2 separate regions of the Homo sapiens genome follow, and region 1 is linked to region 2. Evidence: chromatin contacts called from ENCODE Hi-C data. All regions are on one chromosome and are shown on one strand. The core of a region is the stretch at or near the end of the contact, and the rest is flanking DNA. Distances in the headings are between cores, read along the strand shown. Region 1 holds the start of MED6 (mediator complex subunit 6). Region 2 holds the start of PPP2R5E (protein phosphatase 2 regulatory subunit B'epsilon).

Evidence for each region. A loop is a pair of places that touch in the nucleus more often than their neighbours do. Pooled maps may share reads with other maps.
Region 1: a loop to region 2 is called in a pooled map, with 10 times the contacts of the local background. The contact joins the promoter of MED6 here to the promoter of PPP2R5E in region 2. A Hi-C loop is called at or near these places in 2 of 50 pooled maps.

What each region holds. Positions count from the first base shown.
Region 1 is chr14:70,598,482-70,605,763 of GRCh38, forward strand. MED6 (mediator complex subunit 6) reads right to left here and starts at 2,174. Exons shown (of 8, transcript NM_005466.4): 1 at 2,135-2,174. The coding sequence starts at 2,156. RefSeq lists an enhancer at 1,676-2,875.
Region 2 is chr14:63,540,860-63,548,092 of GRCh38, forward strand. It overlaps PPP2R5E (protein phosphatase 2 regulatory subunit B'epsilon), which reads right to left and starts at 2,518. Exons shown (of 14, transcript NM_006246.5): 1 at 1,920-2,518. It overlaps LOC112268140 (loricrin-like), which reads left to right and starts at 1,925. Exons shown (of 1, transcript NR_158218.1): 1 at 1,925-3,805. RefSeq lists silencers at 2,014-2,153, 2,194-2,333 and enhancers at 2,570-3,561, 2,624-2,833, 3,921-4,000.

The DNA of each region.
Region 1 (7,282 bases), core at 924-3,423, 7.1 Mb after region 2:
AAAGACATGAAGAAATGTGTTACGAGACTACAGAGGACCTGGGGAAACGAAAATCATTTTTCATGTGGAGAGAAGGTGGGTTTTAGCACGGTATGTTAAAGAATAAATAAAAACTTACACAGAGAAAAGGGCAAAGTAATTCCAAGCAGAGAGAATGTATATACAGAGGTGTAAAAATATAAAGTATATTATATCTTTAGAGAATAATTTCATTAGGTGAAGAAGTGATAAGATTTAAAATTTAGAAAGGACTTTTTTTTTTATTGGAAATCCTTAATGCTGGCAAGGAATTCAAAATTTTCAAATAACATGTATGCCCAAGAGAACACATCTATAGCTACCAGTTTGAGATCTCTCAATTAGGGATAGAGAAGTTAGGAAGCTATTATTGTAGATGAGATGATAATGATGTAAAAGCTAAGGGATAAACAGGAAGTAGAGTTCCCTTAACTACAGCCACACGGTTTCATATTTAGCGTAGAATTAAATCATAGCTTTTAAAAAGACATGATAGAGCTAGATACTTTTAATAAATGAGCTTGTATTGGCTATTGGCTTTCATGATGCTTCATACCACTGACTGTACTGAACACCACTAGGTGTAAATCATGAACATCAAAATGCCTATACAATACTGGTTGAAAAACTTCAATCTCTCTTATACTGTCATTACCTCAGGCATCTTCAAAGAAGTCAGACCTAATTCAAGGTGACAGGCAGTTTTGAGCCAAGTGACTCAACCGAGAAAAATTATATAAAGGTAAAATGTACTTTGTGTGCTATAAAATAAAGGAGGAGACAGATGAAGTGCGTTAATAACCAAATAATTAGTATAGACCATTTAGATAGTTCATCATAACTGGATCATGCAATAACCAAATACACAACAGGCCAGGAAATAACATTTTCAGAAATGGCCTCCTAACTGGTTTTCCTAATTCTACCCTTGCCCTCCTACACTGTTCCCAGCAGCCAATGTAGTCCTAAAAAAAAGTCAGATCACATCATTCCTCTGATGGAAACCCCTCCAATGGCTCTGCGTTTTACTCAGAGGAAAAGCCAAAGACCTTATCATAGCTTTCAACACCTTTCTGACTTCATCTCCTTCCCACATCCTCTCTCACTACCCTCCAGCCACACTGACCTCCTTGCTGTTCCTTTAACACACCAAACACACTCTTATTTTAGAGTCTTTGCCATGATCCTAACAATCTGAATTATAAGTAAAACATTTTATAAACTAAATATTTCTCTTTTTTATTCTGTAGCAAGGCAACATGTTGACATAGCCCAAGCATTCTAACAGCATTCTAACCATCAGCAAGTGATGAAATAAATAATGAAAGACACGTATGTAAAATCATGATCCAGAAGTGCTGCAGATCGCCAGATAAGTATAAATGAGAATATTTGTAATAAATGTGTTAGACCCCAATCCAGTTAATATTAAAAAAAGGCATCTCAAACATCTCCCTTTAAAAATCAAGTACTATATACACAAAAACAACTCTACATGCTCCCCAAGATCAAGCAGCAGTTAAGGGGTGACATCTCCATACATTTATTCACTGACTGATTCAATATTTGAGTACTTCTGCAGTTCAGCTGTGAAAAAAATACGACCCCTGCCCATAATAATTGCTGGACGTTCGATGTAAAGTATTATCGACTCAAAAAAAAAGAAAATATCTGGGATTCATGCTCAGGGACCCGTGTGGCGCGGTCTAAAGAATTAGGCAGCCACCATGCCAAGTCCCAAGAGATGAATCAAATCAAGTTGGCTTATTACCCCATTCCCTTCTCTGCCTAAACGCCATTCCTTCACTCCAATAGAATAGCCCTAATGTTGTTGCAGAGATACGTGTGTAGAACAAAACTCCAGCTCTGAAAGCTCAAAACCCAGAGCTTCTTCCAACCCCTTCTCTCCGACGCTTCCAAGAGACGCTCCAAGAACTCAGAAAAAAAAAAAAACTCGTCAACGTTTCGCTAGATCACAGCCTTGGGTTGTCCACAAAAACCACTCAAAAAAGCTTGAGACTTCACACAAAGGAACCTAAACCTTGAAACCGCGAGCTATAACATCCCAAACTGGTCCACAGACAATCAAGAGACAAAATATAGCAATACAGTATACCTCGGATATCCACCGCCGCCATAATTCCGAGAGCGTTTACAGGTTCTCTTTCCGGCGCAAAGTAAACGTAAGCCTAGGCCGCCGGAAGCAGCGGGTTGAAGAGAGTGCGCATGGGTGAGGAGGGACGTAGAGCGGAAGAGGGGGCGGGGCGGGCAGGAGAGAGGCAGGGGGTGGAGGTGCGGGTGGGAGGGGAGGAGACGCGAGGGGGCGGAAAGCGGGAGAGGCGCGGGAGGCGGGAAACGTGGGGTGGGGTGGGGTGGGGTGGGGTAGGGGAATGGGAGGGGACGGGACGCAGAAAGATTGGTGCAGGGGAGCAGGGAAAGACTAGAAGAGGGATGGGCCAAAGAAGGAGAACGGGAGGGCGGATTACTGGGAAAAAAATTAGAAGACTTAGAGGACAGAAAGACCGAGTGGAGTCCCGCCCCACGCCCACCACTGATGGAAGAATTCTGCCTTGATCGTCTGTGATCGTCAAGAAAACAAATTCTGATGCTGTAGAGTTGTGCTTGGGAGTGTCTCTTAATTTTAAAAGCTCCCCGGGTGTATCCACTGAGCTATCAGATTTAGGAACGATGGTCATTTATATTTTTCTCCCTGCCTCAGGTATTGGGATGGGACAGGACTTAAGAATTTGGGAGTCATTGGCTTTTATGTGACTAAATCCATTAAAAATCTAAACCAATTAAAGAAGCCTCTGAGAAAAATTTCACAACACAGGAAATGCTTCTGAAGTGAAATATTAATAAGATTAAGAGAAAGGGAATACCCCTGGGTCCCAGAGTAATGAGCAAATGTCTGCATTCCAAGTAGTCTGGAGTAGGTAGCAAGGCTCCAAAGAGGGAATGATTCTGTGTACGGGGAAGCTACAGAAAGCCTCAGATTCTCAAGCTTCAGTGTGGCTCTGTAAAAGCAAAACGATACAGAAATATGCAAACAACACACAGATACTAGGAAGAGGATGCCAAAATCTGAAGGAGGGATGAGGGCGGGTGCCTACATCTTCTCCAAAACTTAGGTACTGTGAAGACTCCCCAAGAATTTAACCACAACCCAGGAGCAAGAGGGGAAGACCAGAAATTTAATTGGGATTTTCAACCTCATAGACAAGGAATTAAAAATTTGTTAACTCCGTAGAATAAAAGTACGTTGCCTGTACATTTCAGTTTGGGAATTTTCTGCCTGAGATGGTATGTATAAAATAGGTGTCCCAACAGAAGTATGTGCATGCACAGAGTAAAGTTTTGAGAGAGAATTTTTCAGGAGGGCCTGGTTGGGAGCCTAGTGGGAGGACATTGCAAAAAGGAAGAGTATCGTGTCCAATAAAAAGTGTGATCCATAAAGCTTTTTGTTTTGTTTTTCTAGTTTTTTGTTTCCTTGTGTTTTGATTAGGCTAGAAGGAGATTAGGAAGAATAGTGACAGAATGCAGATCTGTAGATAATAAAACATATGGTATGCATGGTAAATAAGACCTGGAAGCTCAACCTTTATTTTGTAGGCAATGGGAGAAATGTGATCAAGCTTCCATTTTAGAAAGATAACTTGAGGAAGACAGGGCAAGGTGGCTCACGCCTGTAATCCCAGCACTTTGGGAGGCCAAGATGGGAGGATTGCTTGAGCCCAGGAGCTGGAGACCAGCCTGGTCAAGATAGCGAGATCCCATCTCTATTTCTTTTATATTAATTGTTTCAGTTAATAAAGAAATATAAATTAAAAAGTGTGGTAACAAAAACAAGAGAAGACAAGATAGGGAGGAAGCCACTTTGGGTAGGACAGTCAGGACAGGCCTCTCTGAGGAAGTGATACCTGAGATGAGACCTGGAAGATGAAAGCAAATCACTCATGTGAAGAGCTGGGGCACAAGCATATCAGACAGAGGGGACCATGGACCCTACAGTGGGAAAGGGGTTGGTCTGAGAACCACAGAAAGGCCAGTGTAAGCCGGGTTGTATGAGTGAAGGATGAATGATGGGAAAAGAGACTGGGAATGAAGGCAGGGGCCAGATGATAGAGAGCCTGGTCAATAATTTATTTTTTATTCAAAGAACATAGGAAGCTATTAAAAGATTTGAATGAGTAGAATGCCACAAAGGTTCTGACTGGAAATTTGTTTATGGATGTCAAAAGTATTTGTTGTGCTTATTGAGCCACTTACTATGGACGAGGCACTGTGCTAAGCACTTTGACGAACTATCTAGTTGTTCCCTCAAAACAATTTTATGAGGCAGAAGCTATTACTCCCATTTTTAAATGAGGAGACGGACTGAGGCAGATGAGCTAGCTTTTCACCAAACTTATTATCTACTTGGGTATACAGCTAAGCTATATTTTCCACCACCCTTGCACCTGGATGGAGCTACATAGCCAGTTCTCATCAAGGGACTGTGAATGGAAGTGATAAGTGTTACCTCCAGGCCAAGACAGTGAAAAACACTGGTTCCATCTTCACTTTCTCTCTCTGTATTCACCAGCTAGATGCCAGAGAAACCTAAGGTCATGGATTGAAAGTGGTGGTGATGGGGAGTTGGGGGGCTGGGGTCTCTGAATGACTGACCACAGGTGCTGAGCCACCTTGCTGACCTAAACTGGATCCAAAGCAAGAAATAAGATTTTATTATGTTAAAAATACACACATGCACACAAAATTGCTATGTACTGTCTCCTCCATAAAATCAGTAATACTGGTGTAATCTATTTTCTGTAGGATATATTAAAATGTGTACCTGCCTCCACTATATACAGTATGACCTTTTGAGGCTTTAGGATTTGGAAACTTAGATAATTTAATATGTGAGAATGCAAGTAAAAGAGAAAAAACAAGATCTTCAGTATGGAAGTGGGAATGATTTCTGATTGGTTAAAGATGAAATGATGCTCATGGATAATTGATAATGTGTGGTACTCATCTTCCTCCATAAGATCACCATCTAGAAAAACAGCTTTCCTTCACACACGCTCCCTTTAAATACCTGACACCATGATCCTCGTTACTACGTTTTTCTTTCTCTAACATTCTCTCCAATATTCTAAATTTACACGTCATGTCATCCCACTCTGTACCTATAGAAATGTGTGCCCTTCCTTATAGGAATACCTCTATAATTGCCTGGCCTGAATTCAGACTCTTTTCTAAAAAAAAATTCTCTAGACTGTAAACTCTGTGAGGACATGGTCATGTCTGTGTTTGCCTGGTGTTACTTACTTAGTCTCTGGCAGGGTGTTTTTGATATAGTAGCTGTTCAACAAATATTTGTTGAATGAACAAATTCATGTATAAATGAATGGATGATATGATGGCCCTCAGATAAATAATAAACTTCATTAATTCAATAATAAATGAAATATGAAATTGTTAATGGAAATTGATTTATGGGAAGTTATAAGAAAATTCTTAAAATCTCTCCTGATGTTAGAATGATGCCAAACGCACAACTTTATTTATACTAATATTCTAAATAAAAACAACATGGTTATATTTTGTTTGGTGTCCTATCAGGAAAGTATTTTAGCAAATGACAAATGTGTGGGGTGTTTTTCCTTCTTATTTAGTGAAGAAAAGTCCAGCTACTTCATTATACAAAGCAGAAAATTGCCTTAGAAATACTGAGGAATTATCTCTGAAAAGTTACCTTGGAAACTCTGAGATTGGCCCCAGTGGTCTAGGGAGAGGTATGGTACCAATTTTTTTGTGATTTAAGGGTTACAAGAAAAGCTACACAACCCCTTAAGGCAAATGCCAAAACCTGACCTGTGGCAGTAATTCTGAAAGCAGCTGTTCACCTTAGGAAGTGGCTGTAATCATAAACAAAAAAAATCTAATCATAAAGCTTTAACCCTAGAATCCTAAACATAGAGTACAAATAAGCTTAGTCCAAACAGAATTATCTTCCCTCAAAGAACCTTTGTGGATTTTCCTCTCATTGCAGGATAGTTGTCAAGGGCCCATGAGATTACACAGCACTAACTTTAAGCAAGACTCCATCAAGGCATCAAAAAGCAATAACAAAGGCAAACTAGATAATCATATTCCAGTATGGCATTAGAAAATATTTAATAACCCCCACATTTTTTGGGGTGAGTATGCCCCTGAGATGCTTGGTTAATTCTGGAGGAGAGCAAAGAGAAGCATCCCAAGGAAGATCCTTGACTGCCAACTCAATACAGCAGGTAGGGGCTCAAAGTCAAATTGCTGTATCTGAAGTAACAATCCCAGCAAACCCCAAAAGGGAGGTGGCTGTGGCAGTATCTTGGAAATCTGCTGGTAGTTCTTGCTTTACTCTTAAGGATCTGTGGATAGAGGATTAGACAGTTTCCTGAAGAAAAATGCAGGGAAGAAAGTAGTAATTCTGGGACCTTATCAGTAATAAAGTAGCTCAATGTATTCTCGTATTGTCCTTTTAATCTGGGCTATGTCTAAACCCACATCTCCCTTTTTAATTATATTTCCTTCTTCTTTTTTTCATGATGAATGTCACCAAAGATTTATCCAATTTGATTGTATTTTTAAAGAATGAACTTTTATCTTGATTAATTCATTCTATTGTATTTTTTGTTTCACTTATTTCTGTTCATTTTTTTGTTCATATTTTTATTCTAATTCCTTTTTATTCTGTTGTTCTTTTTCTAATTTACTGAGATGAACATTAATCAATTAATCTTCAGCTTCTATTCTTTTTTTTTTTTTTTTTTTTTTTTTTGAGACGGAGTCTCCCTCTGTTACCCAGGCTGGAGTGCAGTGCAGTGGTGCAATCTTGGCTCACTGCAAGCTCCGCCTCCGGGGTTCAAGCAATTCTGCTACCTCAGCCTCCCAGGTAGCTGGATTACAGGCACCCACCACCGTGCCTGGCCATTTTTTTTGTATTTTTAGTAGAAATGGGGTTTCACCATGTTGGCCAGGCTGGTTTCGAACTCCTGACCTCAAGTGATCTGCCCCCACTTTGGCCTTCCAAAGTGCTAGAATTACAGGCATGAGCCACCATTCCCAGCCTTCTATTCATTTCTTAAGTAAGCATGTAAGGCTATAAATTTTCCCCCAAAGAAACACCTTCATTGTATACCTTAAGTCTTGATGTATAGTATTTCTTTTATCATTTAGTTCTAAGTGTTTTTTAAGTTTTGATTTGATTTTTTCTTTGATTTGTGGGTTATTT
Region 2 (7,233 bases), core at 1,268-3,767:
ATTAAAGATACTCATCTAGGCTTAAAGAAATCTATGCTGCCTGCCCATTTTCTAACTGCAAAGCTCTTCACATCTTCAAGTAATTTTTGGAGCTATTCTGTAACTGGAAAACTTCCATTGATACATTTTCCCAAGATACTTAATATTATGAATGGGTTCTGGAGTTGAAAAACCCTTAGTGTACTTCAAGAATCTATACCAATGTATCACAGCAAGGTGAAATTTACTACTACTGAAACTATCTAGGCATAACTTTTAATGGGATGTGCTATGTTAGCTATGATAAACTATACCACACTGCAAATGAGGACAGGCTAGATTACTTTAAACAAAACACATAAAAGGCATAATTAAAATATTTCAAATAAGTCTTCTTTTTGAATGAAGCCACCTTACGTTATTAACGCTTAATAAAAACTATGAGAAAATCAAGCACCAAAGTTGAACTGAAAACATAAATTCACAGCCTACTGAAACAACCAAGTTGAGTTCCCTTGAGGTTTAGACCTTGAAGTTCATCATCAAATACCAATTTTCATTCCATCAAACTTACGGAACTGAATAGCACTTTTGAATTGTTTAACCCTCTCGAGTTATTAAAATGAAGGCTATTTCCTGAAAGTAACAAGCGTTAAGCTTAATTTCATTCACCAAATTAAACAGATGCCATCATTTCCATGGCACTGAGGCTTCATGCAAGACTAATGGCAGACTCGGATAGAAAGAATGCATATGGGGGAAATGCTGAAATGCAATTACTCACCTGTCATTCCAATAGACAAGACAAGTGGTTTTTAACTTCTAAATAAAACAGTAAGGGAATTTCTTCCTGAACACGTGAGAATAAAAAGTTACCTGGATTACGTGGATTTTGACAATGTAAAAATAACAAAAACATTTTAAAACACATGCACACATATGATGTTGACGTTTGGAATTTGGAAGTCTTCTTTGGTTTTCTTTAAAAAAAAAAAAGTTTTTAAAAATCTACCTAATTTAGCCTTAATATAATGTGATGGATTCAAAATAGAATCACAAACTATGAATGACTATAGATGTTAAGATCACTTTAAAATATCAAAATGACTGCATCAGCCAAAAGCTCCACATCTTATTTGTACGTTGTAAATTTAGGGGCCGATTTTCCATTCGGGTATGTGAATTATTTAGACTTCACTCTAACTCTAACACTACAACATTTCAGTAAATCCTCTTCCTCCATCACTCTTTTCGTCTCTTCTTTATTCCTTATCTCTCATCTCTACAGACGATATATAGGTAGCTTTTAAAAAAATCATTTACCCCTTATGCCCGAGGCCCAGAATAAACGTCAAGGATCGCAACCCTGAAGCACTGCAAAACTGAACGTAAGGTAACAGCGGGTCCGTGCAAAGCCCAGGGAAACAGGTTTCGCCCTGGGCCAGGGCTCCCGAAGCTTTATCATCCTCTAATCAGCAGGCATGGGGCATTTCCATGGCTCAGGATAATCCAAAGGGGGTAAGGGGAAGTAGGGAAAGACAGGGAAGGGGTTTGTCTGTGGGGATGCTTACATACTCCCTTTGCTCCTAACCCACACCCCAAGCCCTGGAGACGATAAGCTGCTAGAGAATCCTCCTCACACCAAACCCCTCTTTATTCCCCGCCCCCGCCAGTGGATAAAGGGGGGCAAGAAAACGCCTCCAATCCCAGAAGGTGGAGAAAAAGGGGGGAGGGGGCAGAGTGAATGAGAGGTATCATCAGAAGCATTTGTAGGTAAATCAGACAAGTGGGACGGGCGCTCCCGCTCCCGCACCCCACCCCACCGCACCCCTCGCCTGCCCGGCCAGGCCTTCCCAAGGCCGGTGCCCCATAGGTTCCCCAGGAGGACCGGGAGGAAGAAGGGAAGCGGGCGAGCCGCGGTGCTGGAGGGACTAAGTTACCTTGAAGCTTCTGGGGAAGAATCCAAAGATGATCTGTGGCTTGGAGGGGCGGGAGACGGGCGAGGTGGCCGCAGCGGGGGCGGGCGGCGGGACCGGGACGTGCAGGGGGAGGTCCGGGCAGCTGCGGGGAGCCTGGGGCGACGGCTGTCCGGTACGGGGTCCCTCCGGTTCCGCGGCGGCGGAGCCTCTAGGCCTCACGGCCGGACCCGAACCTCAGCGTTCCGGTGGCGGCGGCGGCCTCACGATCCTCCCCCGCGGGCCCGTCCCATCAAATCGGCACCGACCCCGTTGCGGCTCCGCCGGTGGCTCCTCGCTCACATTCCTGGCGGGCGGCGCCTCAGCTCGTTGCCCCGGACCCGGCGGCGGCGGCGACGACGTGGGGAGGGGGGGAAGGGAGGGAGGAAGACTGGATCTGCAGCGGCAGCAAGAGAAGGGGACAGAATAAGGAGGAGGAGCCGCAGGAGCTGGAGCCGCCGCTGCCAGAGCCACCTTTCGCTACCCGCGGTGGGTCCCAGTCAATGCCCCTTTCTCTCTCCTATTGTCAATATCACCGGGCGGCTGAGTCCATGGCACACGCGCAACCGAACCTTCTGGCCAGCAGCGCCCGCCTCCGGCGCCCGCCCACTGGAGACTTCAAACGGGAAGCGAGGCCTCATTGGCCAGTATCCGCCTTCACTCCCCTGACAGCATGTTCGGCTGAGACCTGATCAGGGATTGGCGGCAGGAGGGCGGAGAAACGGGAGGGTGGGAAGAGAGAAGGTCGAGGATTGGGCCGAAGCTTGAGGAACCCGGATGCAGCCGCGATCTCGGGCGGTGCAGCCGCCGCTTCCGCCCGGCAGTGGGGCAAGCTGAAGTGAGAAGCCGCTGGGCCTGAGAGGAGCTCTTTAATTCCGGGAGGTGTGCGACTAGCGGATCAGCGGGCTGGCTTTCCGTGCTGTGCGGAGCCTTTGGGCGGCGGTCGTCTTGGACCGGAGGATTCCAAGGGCTCGGGTCGTCTAAGGGTCGGGGAGCCCCGGAGACTTGATCCCGCCCTGCAGCTAGTGTGGCCCCTCAGGGTTTGGGGAGTCCCACTCTGGACGGGACCCTGTGATGCGTAGGCAGGAATAAGATCCCCCGCCCGTGCCGGTGTGCCACTGCTTGTGTAAATGGGCCCCTTGAAACCCCCAGCAGTCGCTCTCCGCTGAACCTTCTTCGAATTTTCTCTCACCTCATCTCCTTTTCCTTAAACGTCTGTTTTGAATATCAGACCCCTGTAGCGTTGAAGCCAGCGCTCGTTTAATTAATGCAGGTGGGAACGCTGTCGCCACAGTTTGCAGTCTATTCATTCAGAATAACCCGCCAGTCAGCCGACTGCTCAGAGCTCGGAAAGACCCAGCTCCAAACTAGGAGTTTCGAGATTTTAATTGGCAAGTTGGACCCGAAAGAGTTAATGGAGAAGACTACTTAAATCTATCTAGAACAAGTGATGAGATATTTGGAGATGTGTTTGCATGCTTGGTGAATGCAGACGGCCAAATGGTACATTTCCAGATAATATTCTTGGATTAATGTATTTGAATGCACCCTACGTACATTTTTTGAGAGGAAAAAAGGAAGAAAGAAATTATTAATGCTAACTACAAACGTCAGAGTACCAGTTGTTCAAAACTTAGAAATTGGGGGGGGGGACAAAAAAATTAACATTCTTATTTTCTCAACTCAGAGATAACCACTTACAGTATTTGCATACTTCCTTTTAGTATTTTTTCTCTTTATGTTAATAATGTGTGTCGATCTGTAGCCTAGTTTTTTCCCTCAGCATTATATCATCTTTTCGATACGGTTAGGGAATAGAGCTATATATAAATAAAACTATATGTACCATATGTACAAGTGACAACGAAAAATGCATTTGCATTTCTCCTGTTTGTGTTGTTAAACACTAGAGTTTTGAAATTTTCTTTGCACACTCCCAGAAATGGCTCTTGAGTGGAAAAATAATTTTGTGCCATGAAAGATAAAAATATTCCTGCTTTGAACTGAAATGGAAAACGAAAAGATGACTCTTAGATGGAAGCAGTCTCCCCCTACTGACTCCAGATGATTGGCCACTGTATGGCTAGTGCCCACTTTTGCCGTGATAAAGTTCATCACCACTAAGTATGAACTATAGAATACCAGCAGTCTAGTTCCTACCCTCAAGAACCTTAAATTTTCCATATCTCAATATCCTGTACAGTCTTCATGAAAGTTCAGTGTCCCAGCCAAGGACCTGTTTTCTTCAATCTTTGATTGAGGGTAAATTCAGAATTAAAACCAAGGAAGATTTTGAAGCCAATTCAATTTCCCTTGGCAACAGTTGAACTGTTAAAAGCATAGTGCACGTTTGAAATTCTCACAGCTGTTGCTTAGAACATGTCATAGAGTGGGGATTTTGCTTGCAAATTATGGATCTCTATAAAGACAATTCATTTCAAAGTCATTTCACTTTCTATAAAATGGCTGAGCAACTGAAATGAGCAGGTTTTTTAAAATGGAAACATCCTTGCCTATGTGAGAAATTGTTCTCTGGACCAGTAATTTCTCCCATGTATCCCAGGGATTTCGGTACTCCAAGAATAGTGCAAGACAATCTATTTCGGATGCAGTAAAAGAAAGTATTAGGAAATATATTTACATTTAATTTTAATCTAAAAGGCATTACGGTCAACTACTATTTTATATAGAGTGAATGGCTCTGCCCTCAGTCCATGGAATGGTGCCTTGGCCTAGAACAGCATAGGAGATGTCCTCAGGGAAAAGTGGGAGTTACCCATTCCTAGGGGTTGGCAGTGGTGGGCCCACCCAATCAGCCCCTGACAACATATGACTTATTGCGGTTTCTTATTGCAGTTTCTGGATTCAACTAAGTGGACTTACTGATTATATTATCTAAGTTTAATTAAACTAACCCTCATAAAACAGACAAATGACTCTATGAGTCCTTTGCAAATAAACCACGGGAGAACAAGAAGAAAATGTTAGAACTGACTCTTCAGTATCAAATCTTTTTTTTCTTTTTTTTTTTTTTTTTTTGGTATTTTTAGTAGAGACGGGGTTTCACCATGTTGGCCAGGCTGTTCTCAAACTCCTGACCTTGTGATCCACCCGCCTCGGTCTCCCAAAGTGCTGGGATTACAGGCATGAGCCACCACACCCAGCCCAGTATCAAATCTTTGACAGCCACTTTTCAAAAGTAAAATACCAATCTAATAAATTCAATCAAATTTTGACTAGAAAAAAAATCAAGGCTACTTGAAATGTAAATTTACATCCACTGTTGTTGTTGTTGTTGTTGTTGTTGTTGTTGTTGTTGTTGTTGTTGTTGTTTGAGATGGAGTCTCGCTTTGTCGCCCAGGCTGGAGTACAGTGGCGCAAACGACTCACTGCAACCTTCACCTCCCGGGTTCAAGCAATCCTTCTGCCTCAGCCTCCCAAGTAGCTGGGATTACAGGCATGTACACCTGGCTAATTTTTGTATTTTAAGTAGAGACGGGGTTTCACCATGTTGGCCAGGCTGGTCTCGAACTCCTGACCTCAAATGATCCACCCCACTCGACCCCCCAAAGTGCTGGGATTACAGGCGTGAGCCACTGCACCCAGCCTACATCCACTGTTATTAAGAATTGAACTTCATTCTAAGTGTATATGTTGATTGAGTTAAGCTAATGATGGTAGCGTATGTCTATACTTTATGGACAAATACACATATATTTGGAAGAATTTTTTTGGCTGGATGTCACAGCTAATGCCTGTAATCCTAGCACTTTGGGAGGCTGAGGAGGGTGGATCACTTTAGCCCAGGTGTTTGAAACCAGACTGGGCAACATCGTGAAACCCCTTATCTACGAAAAAAATTTCAAAATCAGCCAGGCCTGGTGGCACGCTCCTGTTGTCCCAGCTACTGGGAGGCTGAGGTGGGAAGATCACCTGAGCCCAGGTGGTCAATGCTGCAGTGAGCTATGATCATGCCACTGCATTCCAGCCTGGGAGAGAAAGTGAAAACCTGTCTCAAAAAAAAGAAGTTTGGAAGCCAGGCACAATGTCACAGGCCTGCAGTCCCAACTACTCCACAGGCTGAGGTCGGAGCATCACTTGAGCCCAGGAGTTGGATTCTGTAGTGTGACATGATGTAGCCTGTGAATAAAAACATTCTAGGCCGGGCACAGTGGCTCACGCCTGTAATCCCAGCACTTTTGAGAGGCCGAGGCAGGTGGATCACAAGGTCAGGAGTTCGAGACCAGCCTGGCCAATATGGTGAAACCCCGTCTCTATTAAAATACAAAAATTAGCTGGGTTTGGTAGCAGCTGTCTATAATCCTAGCTACTCAGGAGGCTGAGGCAGGAGAATTGCTTGAACCCAGGAGGCGGAGGTTGCAGTGAGCCAAGATCCCAACACTGCACTCCAGCCTGGGTGACACAGCAAGACTCCATCTCAAAAAACAAAAAAAAATGAAAAGAAAAACATTATAGCCATCTGAGAGGCCATTATCAAGTGACAAAATGTAGTCTATTGCTCTCACATGAAAGCATTCACTTCCCAGATATCAAAGCTGAGCTTATCATGAATCTACTAGTGAGCTAGCCACGTGATAAGACCAAGACATTGACTATCAAATGATGGCTGGCTGGGGAACTAAAGGAGAACTAAAATAATAAGTAGAAGCATCGTCAGAACAATTGTCAACCAGTAGAGGAGGAAAAGACCTATGCTGATTAGATATCATGATCAGAGGTAGACTAGTTTGGTGTGTGTGGAGTGGCGGGGTACATGAAGCTGGTCGTGGACTGAGAGGAAAGAACAGTGAGGGTGAGAAAGCCTGAGGCAGTAGCTGCCTCTTAGGAAAACAGAAAGAGTATACACTGCAGGTGCGGTGGTTCACACCTGTAATCCCAACACTTCTGGGAGGCGAGGCAGGCAGATCACTTGAGAACAGGAGTTCACGGCCAGCCTGGCCAACATGGTGAAACCCCGTCTCTACTAAAAATACAAAAATTAGCCGGGCATGGTGGTTCGCACCTGTAGTCCCAGCTACTCAGGAGGCTGAGGGGCAATAATCACTTGAACCTGGGAAGTGGAGGCTACAGTGAGCTGAGATCATGCCACTGTACTCCATCCTGGGTGACAGAGCGAGACGCCCTTTCAAAGAAAAGAGTATACACAAGAAAAAAGTATACACATGGCTACTGCAGACAAGGGATTTTGGTGTCATATTTCTCTGAGTTAACATTTATCCACCAGGAAACATCCTCAGCAGTGACATTTTCTTGGGTCACAGTTTAAATACTCTAGTTA